Linked DNA regions of Homo sapiens: region 2 is linked to region 1. Evidence: chromatin loops called from intact Hi-C (ENCODE). Cell type or tissue: right lobe of liver. All regions are shown on one strand. Links, peaks and the distances in the headings refer to the core of each region. The heading gives the core; the rest is flanking DNA. Region 1 overlaps ARID1B (AT-rich interaction domain 1B). Region 2 has its middle 190 kb from the start of SNORD28B.

What was found. A loop is a pair of places that touch in the nucleus more often than their neighbours do. Peaks named below come from ENCODE experiments on the same cell type or tissue, not always from the same donor. Only the 100,000 strongest peaks of a DNase experiment are listed, where the experiment ranks them.
Region 2: a loop joins it to region 1, with 3 times the contacts of the local background. A loop is called at or near these places in 11 of 110 quality-filtered maps.

Annotation. Positions count from the first base shown.
Region 1 is chr6:157,041,387-157,051,204 of GRCh38, forward strand. The region is part of intron 4 of ARID1B (AT-rich interaction domain 1B); the gene reads left to right. Among named protein-coding and RNA genes, the nearest start is that of MIR4466, 270 kb to the left of the region's middle. RefSeq lists enhancers at 7,081-7,582, 7,583-8,083. In right lobe of liver, for the core only: a CTCF peak has its summit at 4,663 (motif pointing left); no DNase peak of the experiment used is centred there.
Region 2 is chr6:156,559,837-156,569,654 of GRCh38, forward strand. No RefSeq gene overlaps it. Among named protein-coding and RNA genes, the nearest start is that of SNORD28B, 190 kb to the left of the region's middle. RefSeq lists an enhancer at 4,434-4,683. In right lobe of liver, for the core only: a CTCF peak has its summit at 4,723 (motif pointing right); a DNase peak (open chromatin) is centred at 4,735.

The DNA.
Region 1 (9,818 bases), core at 1,103-9,102:
AATTATAGTAAGGGGTGTAAACAAGAAAGGGGTATGTAATTAGCCCTGGGTCATTAAAAAACATGTAAACATAACTTAATAAACTTCTTAATAAATTTCTTAAGAAATCTTACTAATCTAATAAGTTACTTCAAAATTTCATGACTGTGAATGTTCTTCATCTTCTGATTAGGTGGCTAAGTCCAGAATTAGAAAAAAGCACGTTTTTATTTAATCCACTCTCATATGAGACGTGGACACTGTTGTTATCCCCAGTGTTAGGTAAGGAAACAGGAACTCAGAGTCTAGAACTTGCTCAAGTTCACGCAACCAATCAGTAACAGAACTGGGATTTGCACCAGCAGTGTCAGCCCCAGCACCTTCTCTGTTTTCTGAATGTCCTGATCACTGATGGAACTGATAGGGTGTACCCTGTACCCGCCTCTCAGTCTTTACTCCCCATCTTCTTAGCCACCATCACCACTGCCCCACTCAACTCCTCTTACTAAGGTCCCCAACGACACACCCAGATCTAGCAGAGCAGTTCACTACTTGCCCTGTGCCTGCCTCCTTGCGCATTTGACCTAATGGACTTCTTCCTTGGCACACTCTCTTCCTGTGGCTTCCTCAGCAGCGTTTTGTTGATTCACCTCCTACAGGTCTGGCCTCGATTTCTCAGACTCGTCTTCCTCTTCACAGACAGGCAGTAATGTGTTCGATTCTCCTCTCTGCTACATAAGCCGCTAATACCCCACGTTACACCTTCCCCTCCTCCTCCAGGGTGTATTCTTAAATATCCTGCCGAATGAATGAATATGCATAAAGCCATGACAAAGATGAAAACATGTATCTCTTGTTCAATACAGTGTATTTCCTGGGGTAAATTCTTAGGGCTTGCCTATTTGACAATAACGTAATTTGATTCTCAAAATAATTTTTAAAGACTTTTCCCTTTGAAAGATGGAGGGACAGAAATATGTATTACCAGTGTATTCATTTGCTATACCTGTCTTCCGGGCTAAATGGACATCAGAATTCCACAAAATCAAAAATATTTTGATAGGGTGTTTTGGCTGACATGTTCTTTGGGAAGAAAACTCTGAATTTTATGACTCTTTTTATAATATTTGATATAAACTATTAAAAATACATGTGGAGAGGTCAGTTTAAAATGAATTACAAGGATAATCAAGGGGAAGCATATTGTATTACTCTAAAAAAGAATGAGAAAAAGAAAAATGATGCAATTTATGCTATCATTGGGTCCCACAAGATCACAGGAGCCCTCCACTCCTTTTTTTTTTTTTTTTTGAGACAGAGTCTCACTGTGTCACCCAGGCTGGAGTACAGTGGCGTGATCTCCACTCACTGCAGCCTCCACTTCCCAGGTTCAAGTGATTCTCCTGCCTCAGCCTCCCAAGTAGCTGGGAATACAGACCTGTGCCACAACGCCCAGCTAAGTTTTTTGTATTTTTAGTAGAGATGGGTTTTTACCATGTTGGCCAGGCTGGTCTCAAACTCCTGACCTCAAGTGATCTGCCCGCCTCAGCCTCCCAAAGTGCTGGGATTACAGGCATGAGCCACCGCACAAAGGCTACACTTAACTTTAATCCTCTTTGGTGATAATTTTTAATATTTGTTTTAGGCACCTAAAATTTATTACTATAAAAGAGAAAGGTCTAAGCTAAAGTATCTGAACATAAGATGTTAAAGTAAATCCTACACTTGTATTACTTTTTACCTGTATTTTGGTTGATTAGATATCTTAGAGAAAAATAACATCAGCGTTCAAACTGGTCTTCCAACCCCCAACTAACAGAGTCCCTTAAATATCCCATGCCCTTTGCTGCCCTTAGCTTCCCTCCAGCCTAGTCTCCACCTTGCCTTTCCCCTGAAATGCTTACCCTTCCTCTTGCTGCATTTCAAAATCCTGCTTTCCCTCCAGGCTCCATTCTAACCTCTCTCTTCTATGATTTGTCTCGGCATGGGCGCCTTCTGAGCACCATCCTCAGAGCTCAACAGTTCTCACTGCCTTTAGGACTCATTTGGAATTTCTCATCTGCCAACTTGTTTTGGTGTTCTTTTGTATTTGGGAGACAGCGTGATATGGCCTAGCCCAATTCTATTACGTGGCATTTTCCCCCATAATATGGTAAGCTTAGAGAATCCATTTTTTTCATCTTTTTATATCCATATTGACTTTCACATGGTAAACAGTGCATAAGTACTGATGATTAAGAGTTTTACTGATAGTGTTAACAATTGTCACTGCTAAGAGCATAAAATGTGTGATATTAACATATCACTACTGTGTTCTTCTGTATTCTGGGATTTCCTTGCCGATTCTCCTGTTATCTGGGCTAATATGTGAGCTTGGCATTTCCTATTTAAGCTCTGTAATGCCCACCTTAAGGAAGATATATTCATTGTTAATGTTTGTTGAAGCTATTGAGTGGGTATGGCTGGCATCAAAAACTAGTTGGTTCCTTTTAACCTGGCTTATCTTAAATATGTTCATTAATCAGGTTCTGCAGTTGTATTCATTCATATCACTCTACTTCTTTCCACTGCTTTCCATTCAAACAAATATCTATGGGATATACGTGTTATTTGTCAAGTACCAGGGATGCAGTGGTAAGAATAATAAGTCCTTGCTTCCACGGATCTTACATTCTGGACACAACATTTGGAATGATCTTATGTCAGAGAAAAATCCAAGAAGAGATGCAAAGTTTGGATATAATTGTATGCTTTTCTGTTGTTTAATTGTCTTAATTGAATCTATTTATTGTATTCTACAAAATGGAATGGATTCCAGTTTGACCTAAGGAAATTATAAATAACAAAAGGATTAGTCACCCGTAAATATAATTTCAAATAGAATAAAAGTGGAAAATTTTATTTTATCTTTTTAAAATAAGGTATTTTCAACTGTGGAAAATGTGTAGCCTGAGGATCATATTTGGCAGTGACTTAAATTTGAGCTGCTTTCTGTCTTTTGACATCTGATCATTATGAAAGTATCTGTATTTCACTTCCCTCATATAAAAACAAAATGATGCAGTCGTTAACTATAGGATTTATCATACTGGCTAAGGAGGAAACAGAAAAAAATACAATGGCAACCCATGTCTGAATGGGCCTCCTGGCTCAAGAACCAAATAATGACCTTTGGGAAAAAGCGGGAGGTTCACTTGTAGCTTCCTTTTCTGATCCATCTAACTTAGAGGGCTCCAGTTTGAATTGTGTTAAAAGTCCATTTGTTTTTAGTCATTTCTGACTCTGTATCTTTTGTTACATTTTTCCAGTTTTAATCATTTCTCATTGCTCATTTTGGTTCTGTAGAGCTGTGCTATCCAGTGTGGCAGCCACCAGCCATGTGTGGCTATTTAAAGTATTTAAAGCTAAATCAAATTCAAATATCATTTCTTCAGTTACACTGGCCACATCTCAACAATTACATGTTGCTGGTGGCTGCCACACTGCCACAGTGCATAGAGAGAGGCGTCCATCTTAACAATGAGTTCTGTTGCCTGAGCTGGTCTAGAAAATACAGGTTCCAAGTATGTAGATGACACAGACAGTTTTTAGCATAACAGCCATTTATATAATATATAAATGTTCTAATAACAATTAGAACAGCCATTTTAAAAATTGATTTAAACACTAGGGATTTGAAAAGATAGTAGAAAACAGAAGGAATTTGCTGTTCAGGTAGAGTGCTATAAAGCAGAGGGGATGTTCTGCTTAGGAAAGAAAGATAAACTACTATAAAGTTGACAAGTTTCATTAGATTTTGAGAATAGAAAAGTTTTAAACAGGGTCATGAAATTTGACATCCTTCTAGAGTGACATTTGTGATGGGTCATTAATTCATTGATTTGCCTAAGATATGCCCCAGGCTACCAATATAGTATTTTGGATTTAGAGTGTTTAGTTTTGCATTGTAAGATTCTACCCAATAAAATAGTTATTTCTTTTATGAGTGTAACCACATGAAAACATATACTAATTTTCTGTTTAAAAACATTTACCATATATATTTTTTGTCAAGCTGCATTAACTCTGGTTCTTCTCTACTCTTTGCGTCTTCTTAGCGGGACCTTTTTTTTCTTCTGTGAGACAGAGTCTCTCTCTGTCACCCAGGCTGGAGTGCAGTGGCACCATCTTGGCTCACTGCAAGCTCCACCCTTAGCGGGATGTGTTTTCTAGTGAATTTACTTGGCTAACTCTCTGAGTGAGTGTGACTATAAGTTAGGTGAAAGTATATTTAAGATAACCAATGTCATTGAAACAAAACTAGCAAACAGTTTTTTTGAACTCATAATCTTATGAACTCATATTACTTTTCATAATATGAAAGATTTGTTTTTACATTTTAATCTTTTTTATTTAATTAAAATCTGTTCAAAACCTTTAGAGCAGTAGAGGACCAAGTTTATTCCATACTGTTTCAATATTGACTCAAACTTAAAATTATAGAATATATATTGTTAAAGCAAAAAATTTACTGTTTCCGCTAAAAGAAAGATTCAAGGGGGTGTGGGGAGAGGAATCTGCAGTGTTTCTCTAGGACCTCAAGGATCTCAAGTTCTCCCGGATGTGGGAATCCAGGAATCCATATTGAGCTCTTCTCTTCTTTTGTTAGAAAATTTCCCAGCCTCTGCCTCTGCCATCTGCTGGTAGTTCAGACAGTTACATGTTTGAGTTTAAAACAAATTTGCTTTATTTTTATTTAGAAATGATTTGGGGGAAATACTTTATGTATATTTACCTGTAATATTTTGATACAGTTTTCTTTGTTAGGTTTAATTATCTTTTGAAGGGATATTTTAGCTTTTTTTCCAATTTTGTCTTTAGAGGAATACACAAGTCTAAAACTCAGAAAAGACAAGACTGTGAGGCCAAAACATATGCAGTGAAGAGGCAGGTTAGAGCCCTGTTAATGAAAGGCCTGGAGTGGCTGATGAGGAGTTACTTGAGAGCTGTTAGGGGTCTCACCTGATGTCTGGCTTTGGATTAAATATGGAATAGGATTTTTTTCCTGCCATTTTATAATTAAGACTACTTGACTGGGAGTTGAACAGACCCATATTCTACTGTAAGTCCCATTGTGAGGTTGGAGAATTGATTTCTAGACATCATTAAATTTATTTCCAGCTCTAAAATTCTTCAGGTCCTTAATGCTAACAGGCCTCCTGTATTCATTGGAAGTACAAGTGTTTTACCATTTGTTAGTCTTCCATTTCTTCTTGCTGATGTTTCCTAGACTAAGATATTCTTGTTGTCTTGGGAAAAATAGAATTTTGTTGTTGTATTGTTGTCCACAAACAAATCCTTTCATTAAGTGAAGCCAGGCAAAAATTTTTAAAAGAAAGGTAAAATATAGAAATTTTATTTTCTGCCACCTTTAGTCTTCTTTCCTAATTTCCTTTAGAGCTGCTATGGCCAGTTACTTTTCAGCATTTTTCTCAAAGAGAAAATGTAACCTAAGATTTTTTCAATTTCTTTTTTTCACAATGAAAAAGGCTGAGGGAGGGAAAGTGACTTATTTTAGGCACTGTCTAGTGGTAAAGCTCAGCTAGAAGTTGCTGCTTCCCAGGCCTGTGTACTTTATGAAAAAATTCCAGCAATGCCTGTGTTGTTGTTTTTTTAAATCAGTCCTCTCAAGTTTAGGAACTCTATATTAGGTTACATTTTACAGAATTGGCATTTCGCAGCTCAAAAAATGGTGTAATGTTGGCAATTTCATATGGTTCAACCCAATGTACTAGGACTCTAATATCATTTTAGATCAGCTTTCAATAGTGAAAACGGTATTTTTCTTTAAAAGTAGTTTATTCCAATTGGAATGGGTATGAGCACACTCTGTGAGGTATTAGGTGATCACGAGATGTTTGTGGAGCTTAACTGACATGAGAGTACCCAGTAGGCCAGAAAGCCCAGCAAAGAAGGTGTGACGTTTCCAGAATATGTTTTGGCATTATATGCAAAATCAGAAGTAGTATATTATAATCAGAGGAGTTCTTGGTGTAATAGGAACTCCATTTCTTCTAGACCAAGTATTCTGTCAGATGATGGTAGATGACAGAGTGTTTAGATAGATTCATTGACAGCATCGCGGCTGTCCCAAGATCTACCAAGTCCACTGTGCAGAAATGTTTGCCCTGCCTTAGTGATGGTGAAGATAAGGTGAGTGGAGGGACCATAATTTAGTGTAGTTCATGCCTGCCTTTGTCAGATTCTGTTCATTTTTGTAAAAAGACGTTAGGAATTAAACATGGCCTCACGTGCTATGTGTCTGAAAAGTGGTCTTTTTAAGAGAGCAAGGAGTTATGCTGGAAGCAAGCTTATTTACTTGTATAATTTAGAGTTTGATTGACTCCATGTATCTCTGGGGACATTATTTTGGCACTAGTTTTTGAGGACTTAATTTTCTAGTAATAATAAAAATGCATATATTCTCTTATCCCCACCCTCAAACACCTGTTCATTTGGGACATGCACATGTAATTAGAGGCGTGTTTCAGGACTTGCCTGTAAAATTCCTTTGCATGCAGTTACTGTGATCATATTAGTAATCATCAAGCTACTTGAGATTTTGTTGGGAAGAAGCAAAGAAAATATCCTAGGGAAGATGGGGGTGATTTTGATTGCGTGTGTTTTAGGTTCTCTGCACTGCCAAGTTTTAAAGCAGATTCTGTTTCTTCAGATGGTGAAAGCCCTCCTCCTTCCCTCCTCCTGCCTTAAATTTGGCTTCTTCCCAAGCCATGTCAATTTTTGCAAGTCAGTTGAGAATGTCAACGTGGCTGGTGTTGAAAGAGCCAATATGTTGGAATATGCTTAAAGCCAAGTAGAACATTTATGTGAATTAAAGAATATATCAGGGATGATTTTTAAAAATCAGATTTGGATTAAGAAACCTGTTGAATTAATACTTGCATAACAGATGTATCACTGATAAATACTTGTAAAAGATATTCCCAAATAAGCAATAAAAGTACCATTTTACAACCGAAGTAATGCATCCTGTGGGTCCATTTGCAAAGATATGCCAACAGAAATGCATGCAGAGCTCTGGAAGTGATAATGCAAATAAAACATTTCACATTATAACTTAAAATAACAAGTTTGGAAGGAATAAAAAGTCTGGGAGACTATTTGTTTTGTCTAAATTCTGCTTTTACTCTGGTCTTTTAACAGTTGGCTTTTGATAATGTATTACTGCCTTAGTGTGTTCCTGTGTATTGAAGGAATACATTGTCTGACAGAATTGTGGTTGAAAATATTACAAGTTCTAAATAATAAGAGTAATAAATATCATATCTTGTTTGCTTTGTTGTCATAGTCGCCTGATCTCATGCTTCCCTGAATTCGGCTGGTGTCTTGATTACGATGGAATCACTAAGCAGAGAGTTTTGCCATGTGTGATTTATTCGTTTGTGCATAGCCACAGCAGAGCATCCATGCAGCCCGCAGTGGCTCTGTGTTCCAGTGTGCCAAGTCACCAAGACTTGCTACCTTAAGGCCAGGCGCAGTGGCTCACGCCTGTAATCCCAGCACTTTGGGAGACTGAGGCGGGCAGATCACTTGAGGTCAGGAGTTCAAGACCAGCCTAGCCAACATGGTAAAGCCCCATCTCTACTAAAAATACAAAAATCAGCCAGGCGTGGTGGTGGGCAGCTGTCATCCCAGCTACTCAGGAGGCTGAGGCACAAGAATCACTTGAACCAGGAGGTGGAGGTTGCAGTGAGCTGAGATCATGCCACTGCACTTCAGCCTGGGTGACAGAGCAAGACTCAGTCTGGAGAAAAAAAAAAAAAAAAAGACTTGCTGCCTTGATTTGCTGCTCACTGTGCCCAGCAAGGCCACTCTGCCATGGCCGATTCTAGACCGTGGCCAAGGTGGGATGAAGCCTTCTCTCTCTCTGGCCAGAGTGCTCCTCAAGTGTGACCTTCCTTTGGTAGCTGGGCAGTTTTCTCCTTGCAGTAGGTGTGGCCTTAGATGGCCATGTGAAAAGGAGGGGTCAGTGTGAGGAACTGGAGAGAAGTACGGGGAGGGACAGGACTGGCCCTTGAAATCGGCGTAGAGGAAGTTAAGTCCTACAGGAGATTTCTTTTTTTTCCCCTAGCTACACATGGCAGTTTAAAGCATTTAATTGGCTGTTTCTTAAGAAGCCATGTACATTTTTATAAGAAATGTCTCTTAACCTCCCTTCACTCTTCCACAAATTAAGTTTTCCTTTCAGAATAAATTTTTTTGTATCTCATTGAGGAAGAGGGGAGGTGAAGAACAGAGCAGCAAATGAATACATATTATTTATAATGAGAATTGGATATAGGCTTATCTTATCCATTAAATATCACGGTAAAATCAATAAAATTTTAAGAAGTATTCTAAAATTAATTTCAAACAAATTTTCGAAACATTTCTAGAATTTTCTTTTTAAATCTTCACATTACATATTAAAGCTTCTCACATTGTATTCCTATTTTTGTCTCATTTAAGTTTTAATCTCCTCATAAAAGGATAAGTGTCTTTTCTTCAGTCATCTTAATGTGTTAACCTGCACTTCATATCATCATGATTTTAAAACATGCATTGAATGCTGCTACAGTCCAAGAATAACAACGCCTGTGGCCTCCAAGGAGTAAGGGACCCCTGGAACATCAGCACCAGCAAAAGGAAGAGAGACACTCTCAGTTGTGGGGTGTCTCTCCCTGACTCAGCCCCCACCTCACTGAGGGTCTTCCATCCCCACAGTTTCCATCTCAGATGCCCAGAAGAATGGGAGGGGCCAAAGGAGCTCCACTTTGTATATCATCAATGAAACCCCCTGTACCCAGTCCCCCAACAAGGAAGAACAACAGATAACTCAATTTAAAAAATGTTACTTGTGGCTGGGCATGGTGGCTCACTCCTAGAATCCCAGCACTTTGGGAGGCCGAGGCGGGTGGGTCATGAGGTCAGGAGTTTGAGACCAGCCTAATCAACATGGTGAAACCCCGTCTCTACTAAAAATACAAAAATTAGCCAGGCGTGGTGGTGCGTGACTGTAATCGCAGCTACTCAGGAGGCTGAGGCAGGAGAATTGCTTGAACCCAGGAGGCGGGGGTTGCAGTGAGCGGAGATCACACCACTGCACTCCAGCCTGGGCGACAGAGCGAGAATCTTATCTCAAAAATAAAAAAGTTACTTGTGATAAATGAATAATTTGGGAAGAAGAAATCCTGAGTTTTATGATGCAGAAGGTATTTCTTTATCATGTAGACACTTAGAGGGCTTCAATTTTGGTAGTAAATAACCTTCATTAAAAAAGTTAATTTTTTTGTTTTACCTTCATATGAGCCCTGTAATAGTACTTCTAATGACATCATACTCATAAAATGACTTTTTTGTTTCCTGATCAACAGTGGAAAGGTTTATGATGTGCTATGTAATAGTATGTGCAAACATCGCAGGCACAATATTAATAGATGCACATATATGTGTGTTACACATTAAATATTTCCCATTCACACATGTATGCATTCTTTCCTTTTACATAGGAGGCCTAGAGAAGTTGACCTCCCTAAAGGATAAGTTCTAAAAGGCAGGAAATGGAGATCTGCCAGGCTTGTTGGCTAGAGTCATGGACAAGAGCAAGGCCTGTCTGAACTGCCACTCAGTTTTTATTCTGCGCATTTGCAGGGCTGGTGATTAGAGTGGCTTTCGCCCAATTATGCTGTGATTATTCTGCTGCACTGTAATTGACTGGGGAGATATGCTAATACCTGTCATTTGGGATGATAAAAGATGAGCGGGGGACGCAATGCATTATTTAGCTGGCTGTGTGATAG
Region 2 (9,818 bases), core at 509-8,508, 480 kb before region 1:
AATAGCCAACAGGTGGAAACAGCCCAAATGTCCATCAACAGATGAATGAATAAACAAAATGTGGTGTATCCGTACCATGGAGTATTACTCATTCTTAAAAAGAAAGGAAGAACTGAAACATACTACAACATGGATGAAAACTGAAAACATGCTAAGTGAAAAAAGCCAAACACAAAAGGATAAGTATCATTCCACTTATATGAGGCACCTAGCACAGTCAAAGTCACAGAGACAGAAAGTAGAATAGCGATTGCCAGGGGCTAGGGGAGTGCAGAATGGGAAGATATTGTTTAATGGGTCCAGAACTTCCCTTTGGGGTGATGAGAAAGTTCTGGAAATGGATAGTGGTGATGGTTGCACAACATTGTGAAGGTACTTAATCCCATTAAAGTGTGCACTTAAAAATGGTTAAAATAGTAAACTTCATGTTAGGTATATTTTATCACAGTAATAAAAAAATACATACCATGCAGAAATCCAGATGAAAGAAGAAATGAAGGTAGCAGTGTTCCAAAGTTTGAGAAACCATGTGGTGCCCAACTAGTAAGTAATTGCAATATTTAAGAATGCAATGAAAATTTTTTTCATTTAATTTACATTCATTCATTTTCAAAAAACCACTAAGTTGTTAGAGCATAAATACTTCTGAGGCTTTTTGAATGTGCTACTTCATCAACAGAACTGTTGGGTATTCTTTTGCTTTAAAGGTACCTTGGAAAGGTTGCTGACACTCCAGTGCTATGAATTGAGACACCACCTATGAGATTTACAAAACAATCCTGAATCTCACCCACTTTCCAATTTACAGTAAGAACAGGGGACAGAGGAACATGTTAAATGACACCACAAGGAAGTAGTCAGCAAATCTAAACTGTGGGGAACACAGGACAAAGAAACCCTGTTCTTGAACAAATATACTGCACAGAAATAAAAAGAAAGATGAATTAAGAAGCATATCAATCAATTGCAATATATATATAATTATTGGATCCTGATTCAAATAAAGTATAAGAATATTTTTTAGAAAAATCAGAAGAAATTTAAGAACCACCTGGATGTTTGATGTTATTTAGGAATTGTTAATTTTTTGATACAATAATGAAATCATGGTTCTGTTTTTTCAGCAAGTTCTCGTCTTTCAGAGATACACGTTAAAATGTTTTTAAAATGTTTTTAAAATGTTATTAGGACCTTGCTTCAAAATCATCTAAGTTTGGAGATGGGAAGGGAGTGGTAGAAGAGATAAAGCCAGCTGTGAACTTATCAGTATGGAAGCTGGGTAATGGGTACATGGAGAGCTCGGGATGAAGTTTGGACTTGGGAGCAAGGCACCATACCCCCGCCCACATACTCTGGCCCCTGACACTGAACCCCAGGCTGGTCCCCAGACTCACAGCTCCCTCTCATCTTGTGGCCTTTGGCAGAGCCTGTTTCCTTTGCTCTTATTCTCTTCTCCCTCCTCTTCATCTGAAAACCCTCCACATCACACAGATCCCAGCACGGCCCCTTCTCCTCCTGGGATACACTGTCTAACACCCTCTCCATCACTGGTTTGGGAGCTTTTCCTCAATGCTTTGTGGTCCCTATCACAGAACTTTGTAAAATAGACTTTAATTTCCTATTAACTGATTGATTGGACTGATGTCTGGTACATAGTATATATTCAATAAACATTTGTCTAATTAAGAAATGAATGGCTAAACAACTGAATAAATGTTATTATAATTACAGATCATTCTCTCCTGTGCCAGTTTGCCATCTACATAGATACCATTATAAAGCTTTTATTGCAGGGAGAAATGGAGTTTCTCTCCCACCTGGAAGGAAGGACCTGAGAAGGCACCTGTAAGAATGAAAAGGCACGCATATGTAAGGCCACCTCACTGTGTCACAAGTGGAGACACAAGGAATTGAGCCAACAACACAGCTCCCAGAAAGGCAAGACCCTAATGGAGGGTAACAGGGTTAGAAGGGGGCCACTCTGGTTATGGAAATCGTGACTGCAGAGAAATCCCGGGCTCACTCTCCAGATGCTTACCTGACTCTGAGCCACTCCTGGGGACTCACACGTCTCTTCAAATCCCCTTCCAGGCTGAACCCTGGTGTCTGGCAGGCATCCACCCCGCTTCATGTGTTCATTACACAAGAACGAGTTACCGCTCACTGACTGCACTGAGCCTCACCCAGACTGTGTGCTGGGCAGTGCGACCAATTCAAACGTGAATACTGACAAAGACAAGACAGGTGCAGACACAGCCACACGGCAACACAGGGCGCACTCAGGAGCGGGAGGGGGAGAAGGTCAGGCAAGTGGGGAGATGGTGACTGAGCTGGCATCCTGCCAGGTAAGCAAGCCAGGACAGAAGCCCAGAACCTGAGCCACAGACCACGAGGGGTGGCATGGGACAGCTGCCTGGCAGCGGGTGCGAGGGGCTACCTGAGTTGGGTTTCCAGTTGGACCAGGGAAGGCTTCCTCCTGTGGCAAGTGCAGAGGCAGAGTGGCCACGGTGCTGTCGGTGGCCCCGTCAAGGCAGGTTTTTCCCACCCTCCCCCCTTGCTCAGATGGGAGCGTCCGGGAGTCAGGGCTGCAACAGCCAGGCGTTGCCCCCTATACCACACAGTTCAGAGGAAGGAGAGGCTGTGAGGTCTATCTGCTGTCTCCTCCTGGAGCTCTCTCTTAAAGGAAAACAAAATCTCCCCCAGAAGACCAGCAGCCAACTTCTGGTCAAGCCACCTGGCCAAAACTGGATGGCAGCCCACCCTGGGTTTGGCGAGCACACAATGGCAGGTCCACGTGGAACCTGTTTGCCCGGCCGTTAGCCCTTTCTGACTCCTGGGTAGAATCAGGAGATGTCTTCGGCGGTCTCCCACAACCCAAGCAGGCTGTGAACTGAAGAAATGGCCCGGGTTGCTTCCAAGCAGAGGTCTGGAGATGAGACAAGACTTGCCCTGAGTTCCGTTCCCACCACGCCATTTCTCCGCCCCACTGGGCCTGGGGCCTGGCTGCACGGAACAATTTCCCAGGCCCCACCCATATCAATTACATCCAAAGCTCCAAGGGTTGGGGTCCAGGCCCCTGTGGCTTTGTTTTTTAACCTCCCAGTGGATTCAGATGCACAGTGAGGATTGAGGACCAGTGCTCTAGGTCAGTGGCTCCCAAACTTCAACAGCATCAGAGTCACCAGAGGGCTCCTTAAAAATACAGATCCCCGGCCGGGTGTGGTGGCTCACGCCTGTAATCCCAGCACTTTGGGAGGCCGAGGCAGGTAGATCACCTGAGGTCAGGAGTTCAAGACCAGCCTGGCCAACATGGTAAAACCCCATCTCTACTAAAAATACAAAAATCAGCCAGGTGTGGTGGTGAACGCCTGTAATCTCAGCTACTTGGGAGGCTGAGGCAGGAGAATCACTTGAACCTGGGAGGCAGAGGTTGTAGTGAGTGGAGATCGCACCAGTGCACTCCAGCCTGGGTGACAGAGCAAGACTCCGTCGCCAAAAAAAAAAAAAAAAAAAAAAAACAGATCCACAGCCGGGCATGGTGGCTCACGTCTGTAATCCCAACACTTTGGGAGGCTGAGGCAGGTGGATCACCTGAGGTCAGGAGTTTGAGACTAGCCTGGCAAACATGGTAAAACCCTGTCTCTACTAAAAATGCAAAAATCAGCTGGGTATGGTGGCGGGCATCTGTAATCCCAGCTACTCGGAAGGCTGTGGCAAGAGAATTGCTTGAACCCGAAAGGTGGGGGTTGCAGTGAGCCGAGATCGAGGCACTGCACTCCAGCCTGGGTGACAGAGCGAGACTCCATCTCAAAAAAAAAAAAAAAAAAAGGTACAGATCCCCACACCCCACAACCAAGTTTCTGATTCAGGAAGTCTAGGGTGGGGCCTGGAATCTTCATCTCTAACAAGCTCCCAGGCAATGATGATGCTGCCGGCTGAGAACCACTGCTTGACCCAATCTCCATCCAATCATTAGCCCTTTTGGAGCCTCTCCGCCTTTCTCATCTGTGAAATAGAAACAAAACAGCTGCCCCACCGCTGTCACTGGAGGGATTAAAGAGAACATCCACAAAGCACCTGGCACAGAGCTCACAAAGTACACAAGGCACTTAGCACGTACTCAAAAAACAGAAGGCTCTATTATTAGTCACGTTACAATGGAGGTGTCGGTGTGCTGTACGCGTGCAACCCTGCGCTGGCCCAACCTCCCCCCACCTAGTATTTTTTTTTTTTTTTGCCTTCTCAAAATGTGGAAGCACCAAAAAATAATGTGCATTCCTGCTTTCTGCACTGATTCTAACCCTCTGGAGTTTTCTTATAGAATGATGCTTATCAGAGGAAAAACATCTGTTCCACTTTCTTTAATCTCTAATTTATCTAATCTCCCCGTATAAAATAGGTATACTGCTAATGAGTAAATTCCTGCCAAGGGAATGAAAATGCTTGTTACAATTACTTATTCTGCTCATTGACTTTACCCTCTGTGGTCCAATATCACACAACATAAATATAATGGATGGGCCACTTTTTTCTGGCATCTTCATCACCGGCCACTAATAGAGAGCCTTTCAGAATAGAAAGTTGTCATTTTCCATCTCTCTACTCGAAGCACCAGACACAAGTTTGCCAGAGTAAATCTCCTCCTCAGACAAGTGAGTGTCCTCACCCAGCCCAAGGCACAAGCCCCGAAGAATCCTGTGCGGTGGCGACGGTGATGGAGAGAGGCCACCAGAGGGCGCAGAAGAGCAGCAAGGCTGCCCCCTCCAAGGCCGGCGACTCGGCCACCTGGGCCGCCAAGCCCTGCATGGGGTGTTTATCGTTGGAAAGGGTGTTTTTCAGAACCTATAGCACCTTGGTGGTTCTTAATTTTTTTTTAAGTTAATAATCAAATACGATTTGCTCCCATGTGTTTATAAAAAGTAAGCCAAGATGACATTACTTAAAAGAACAGAGCTAGATCAAAAGAAAGTGAATGAAATTTGAGAATTGTGGCGCTATGGGGGTGAGGTGGGGTCGTGGAGGGCCATCTGGAATGAATGCCTCATTTTACAGAAGAAACAAGGATAGGACGAGTAAACAGAGGGCCACAGCCAGGCCCAGGCCCCGGCTGCTGGTTCTGCGTCTGCTCAGCCACCAGGCTCGGGCAAAGCCGAAAACGTCAAGGACCAACAGACAGGCCATCAGCCCTCGTCTCCTCTCTTTTCCATGTCTCTTTTACCCTGGGAAAAAGAGAACTGACGTTTCATATTATAACCTGAATTTGTACCATGACTTTCCATGGTTATTGGAGTTTTTTTGCTATTTTTATTGTGGTAGAGTATAGACAACATAAAAATTTACGATTTTCACCGTCTTTAAGGTACAATTCAGTGGCATAAAGTACATTTGCATTCTTGGGCAACCATCACCAACCATCCATCTCCAGAACTTTTCCATCGTCCCTAACGGGAACTCTGGACCCATCAAATTCCAGCTCCCTAATCCCCTGGCCCCCAGCCCTAGGAACGCCCATTCTCCTTTCTGCATCTATCAATTTGCCTATTCTTGGAACCTTACATAAAGGGAATCCTGCAATATTTGTCCTAGTGCGTTGGCTTCTTTGATGTAGGACGATGTTTTCAAGGTTCAGCTGTGGTGTGGCAGGTGTCAGAACTTCCTTTTATGAATGAATAAGACTCTTGCACCTTTGTTCTTGATACCCAGAAAAATGCTGCAAGGCAAAATGGAGGGGCAACTCTGGTCTTCATCTTTCAGATGAGGACTCTGAGCCCGGCACTTACCTGCCCACATCCATACAACGTGACAGCAGATCTTGGACTCACATCCAGGGCTCTTTGCCCTCCTTGTCCTGGGATTTTTCCGGGTACAGACAGTGGCCTTCTGTCATCGCTCTCCTGCACACAGACATGGAGAGATGCTTCCTTCTCAGGAAGGGCATTCAACCCACCTAACAAACACACGTGCGGCTCCACTGCGGAAAGAAGGTGAACCAAACTAGAAAGAAACAACTCCGTGTGGTAACGTTTGCATAGATTATACCACCCAGTCACAAAGCTCTTCTACACACGGGGTCTCAATGTTAATAAAAACTTAGCTGGGGACAGGGGTGTGAATATTCTATCTCATCCCAACTGAGGTTAAGACAACAAGCCACCGTGTATGCCAAGGCCCTTTAAAGTCCCGGCTTCAGCTGAGAGCACTCAAGGGTACAGTGGCTGGATGTCTTTATTCCAGTGAAGTTTCCTGGGGCCATAATTCACAGAAGTCCTCTGTCCTGGGGCCACTAAGGATTGACTGTACAAGTGAGCTGTTTCTCACATCTACCTATGTTTTACAAAAGCACACACTGTAGGTTCTCTTGCGTTCCCATTATCGAGATGACTGTTAATAGTTATCTGTACACTTTTTGTACATCACCTCAGTTAACTCCTGCATATGCTCTGTGCATAAATGAAGGTTTAAAGATCATGTAACCAGCTCAGGGTTATTACACGGCTGGTAAACCATAGTCGGGATTCCAGCTCGGTTTTAGGACTTCAGAGCCCAGCTGGCCAGCACAGAGTTAAGTTAGGTCATGTTAAACTCTTCCCCACTGGCCAGCAGGTGGAAGCTGCCTTTGAGGGGTATATACTCTCTCCCCAAACCAAAGCATAGGCAACAGGTCCAATGCAGCAAGACCCATTCCTGTACCTGCCTTTATGCCTCTGTGACAGATGCTTTGAGGAAGACCAAGATGAAGAGGACCGGCCTCCCAGGGCTCACATCCAATGAACACATACTTGTTGAGTTGTATCTGTGGCTTGTTGGACTTAGAAGTAATACAGAATTTTGAGCGTAGTAATTTCCTGGTATGTTGTGAACGAAATGGAGAAATAGTTTATTGGATGGCGTTCAGGTGGGAAAACATAATACTGTGATTTTTACTATAACACTTTCCCCAAGCACTTCCACACTTCCCTTCGTGTTTCAGAGATACCTGACATTCCCCGAGATTTGAATCTCGGTCCAATAGCTCCAATAGTGTGTTAAAGGGCATCACTTGGAGAAGGGCGAGTGTTGCCAAGATTCCAGCCAAAATGTGTTTCAAAATCACATGGGGTGTTTTCTGAAACCGTATTTACTATAGAAATACTAGGAGAAACAAAAAGAAAGAAAGAAAGCCTGGATCCATCCTGCTTTGTATTCTAAATACTGAATTTTCTTGAACTCTAAGAATTTACATAAGATGAAGCAACACTCAGAAAAGGTTGGCTGATCCTAAAAGGATTAAAAATCCTGTCTCAGTGGTCCAAGAGCCCTTTGTAATTTCAGCTGCTCATCGTCCTTGACTATATTTGCCAGTTTTCTGATATGAAAATGCTGGAGGTGTTCAGCACCGTGCCTCAGTTTGGGAGGTCTGCAGACACAGTGGCGGGAAGAGATGCTGTCTGATTTTTACACTTTGATTGCCTCGGCTCCCACCCACCGTGTTACCAAGGAAAAGGAGGCGTATTATCTAGTTTGTGGTTAAGCAGGAACACTTGTATCAATAAATGAGAAATATAAAGGAAGAGTGATTTCCCTTCTATTAAATAACCTAAGACAAAAAAAATAGGAAAAAGTTGTTACCCATCAACAATGTTTAAATATCTATGTATTCTAAGAATGAGAAAATGGGGTCAGGCACAGTGGCTCACTCCTGTAATCCCAGCACTTTGGGGGGCCGAGGTGGGCAGATCACGAGGTCAGGAGTTCAAGACCAGCCTGGCCAACATGATGAAACCCCATCTTTAATAAAACTACAAAAATTAGCTGGGCGTGTTGGTGTGCGCCTGTAGTCCCAGCTATTTGGGGAGCTGAGGCAGAAGAATCACTTGAACCCAGGAGGCAGAGGTTGCAGTGAGCCGAAATCACACCACTGCACTCCAAACTGGGTGACAGAGCAAAACTCCATCTCAAAAAAAAAAAGAATGATAAAATGATAACACAAAGGTTATTTCCACTAAGAAAGTCACTCTGAAGGATGGGTGTGGTGGCTCATGCCTGGAATCCCAGCACTTTGGGAGGCCGAGGTGGGAGTATCTCTTGAGCCCAGGAGTTCCAGACCAGCCTAGGCAACATGGCAAGACCCCATATCTACAAAAAATATAAAAATTAGCTTGGCATTTTGGTACATGCCTGCAGTCCCTGCTACCCACTACTCAGGTGGCTGAGGTGGGAGGATCACTTGAGCCCATGTGGTTGAGGCTGTAATGAATCCAGATCATGCCACCGCTCTACAGGCTGGGCAACAGAGTGAGACCCTGTCTCAAAAGGAAAAAAAAAAAAGTCACTCTCAGTATAACTTTTAGGTAATATTCTAAAAGAAATTGGAAAAAAAAATTTCCTACAAATAATCTAGTAAATAACCAACTACTTACTTAACATGGTAAAACCACATGGATGGTTCCAAGGTATCTCAAACTGAACATACTCAAAACCAAATTCATGATATTCTTCTGTCAAACATGCTCATTCCCAGTGTTCCATTTATCAATGCCCTCATTCACCCAGCTACATAAGGCAAAAATTTGGGGGGGGGGTCATCCTTGACATTCACTCTCCCTCACCCACAAAGTGGTCACCAAGATTATTCTTTTTGCCTTCAAATTCTTTCTCCGACCTACTTTCTGCATCTCCACCCTCCCACTACCATCTCCTCACCTGGAGCATTACCTGAGCCTCTTCTTGCCTCACTTATTTACTCTTGCACCCACTTGGGTCCAATCACTACACCTTTCAGAACAGATCTAATTCTGTTACCATCAGTCCAATCGCTGCACCTTTCAGAACAGATCTAATTCTGTTACCATCAGTCCAACCGCTGCACCTTTCAGAACAGATCTAATTCTGTTACCATCAGTCCAATCGCTGCACCTTTCAGAACAGATTTGATTCTGTTACCATCAGTCCAATCACTACACCTTTCAGAACAGATCTGATTCCATTACCAGCAATCCTGTGCACATGTAAAACCTTCAAGAGCCCACAGGAAGGGGCCCTAATCCTAATTATTGCTGCCCCTCTCTATCTGCCCATCCCTGCAGGCTCCTGGCTGAGGTTTTGCCATGGGATTTTCTTTAACCCAAGGATGTGATCAGAGGTGGCACATGCCTCTTCTCCCTCTGCCACGAGATGGGCATGACCCAAATTCAAGCTGCTTCTTTAGCCTGGGTCCCACAGTGAACAGGGTCCATGGAGCACAGCTGCAGCTGGCCCAGAGTCAAGACGGAACACAAGTGAGAAATCAACCTTTGTTACTGAGCCATGGAGATCTCTGCATCTGTTTGTTACACAGCATTACCTAATGAGTGCTAACTAATACACAGGGTTTCTCACTACTGTTAGATTAAAATCCAAAATCCATAACTTGGCTTCAAAACCCTGCTTCCATTTCTTTAAGTTAAGCTTGCTTCCTCACACCAGCCCTGTGTTCACCCTCTTCAGAGCCCCACTCCCCTCTCGGTTGTGTTGGCAATGACCAGTTTCCACTTCAGTTTAGAAGTCACTTCTGCAAGGAAGAGGGTCCCTTACCCTCTGTCAATCCACCACATACTGCTCCTTCCGAGAATGTATCAGATTTGTCATTTGATATTTATTTTCTTGTTGGATTGCTATCTCTACCTCTTCTTGAGGCATTAATAACCACGAAAATTTCTTTGCTTATTTGTTTAGTGTCTGTCCCTCCTCCAGCCTCCACACACTCTCAAAATCTCAGAAGAACAGATACTTTCTGGTTTTGCTAACCATTGAACTCAAAGGCTAGCTAATTGCCTGGCACATAGTAAGTGTTCAATACG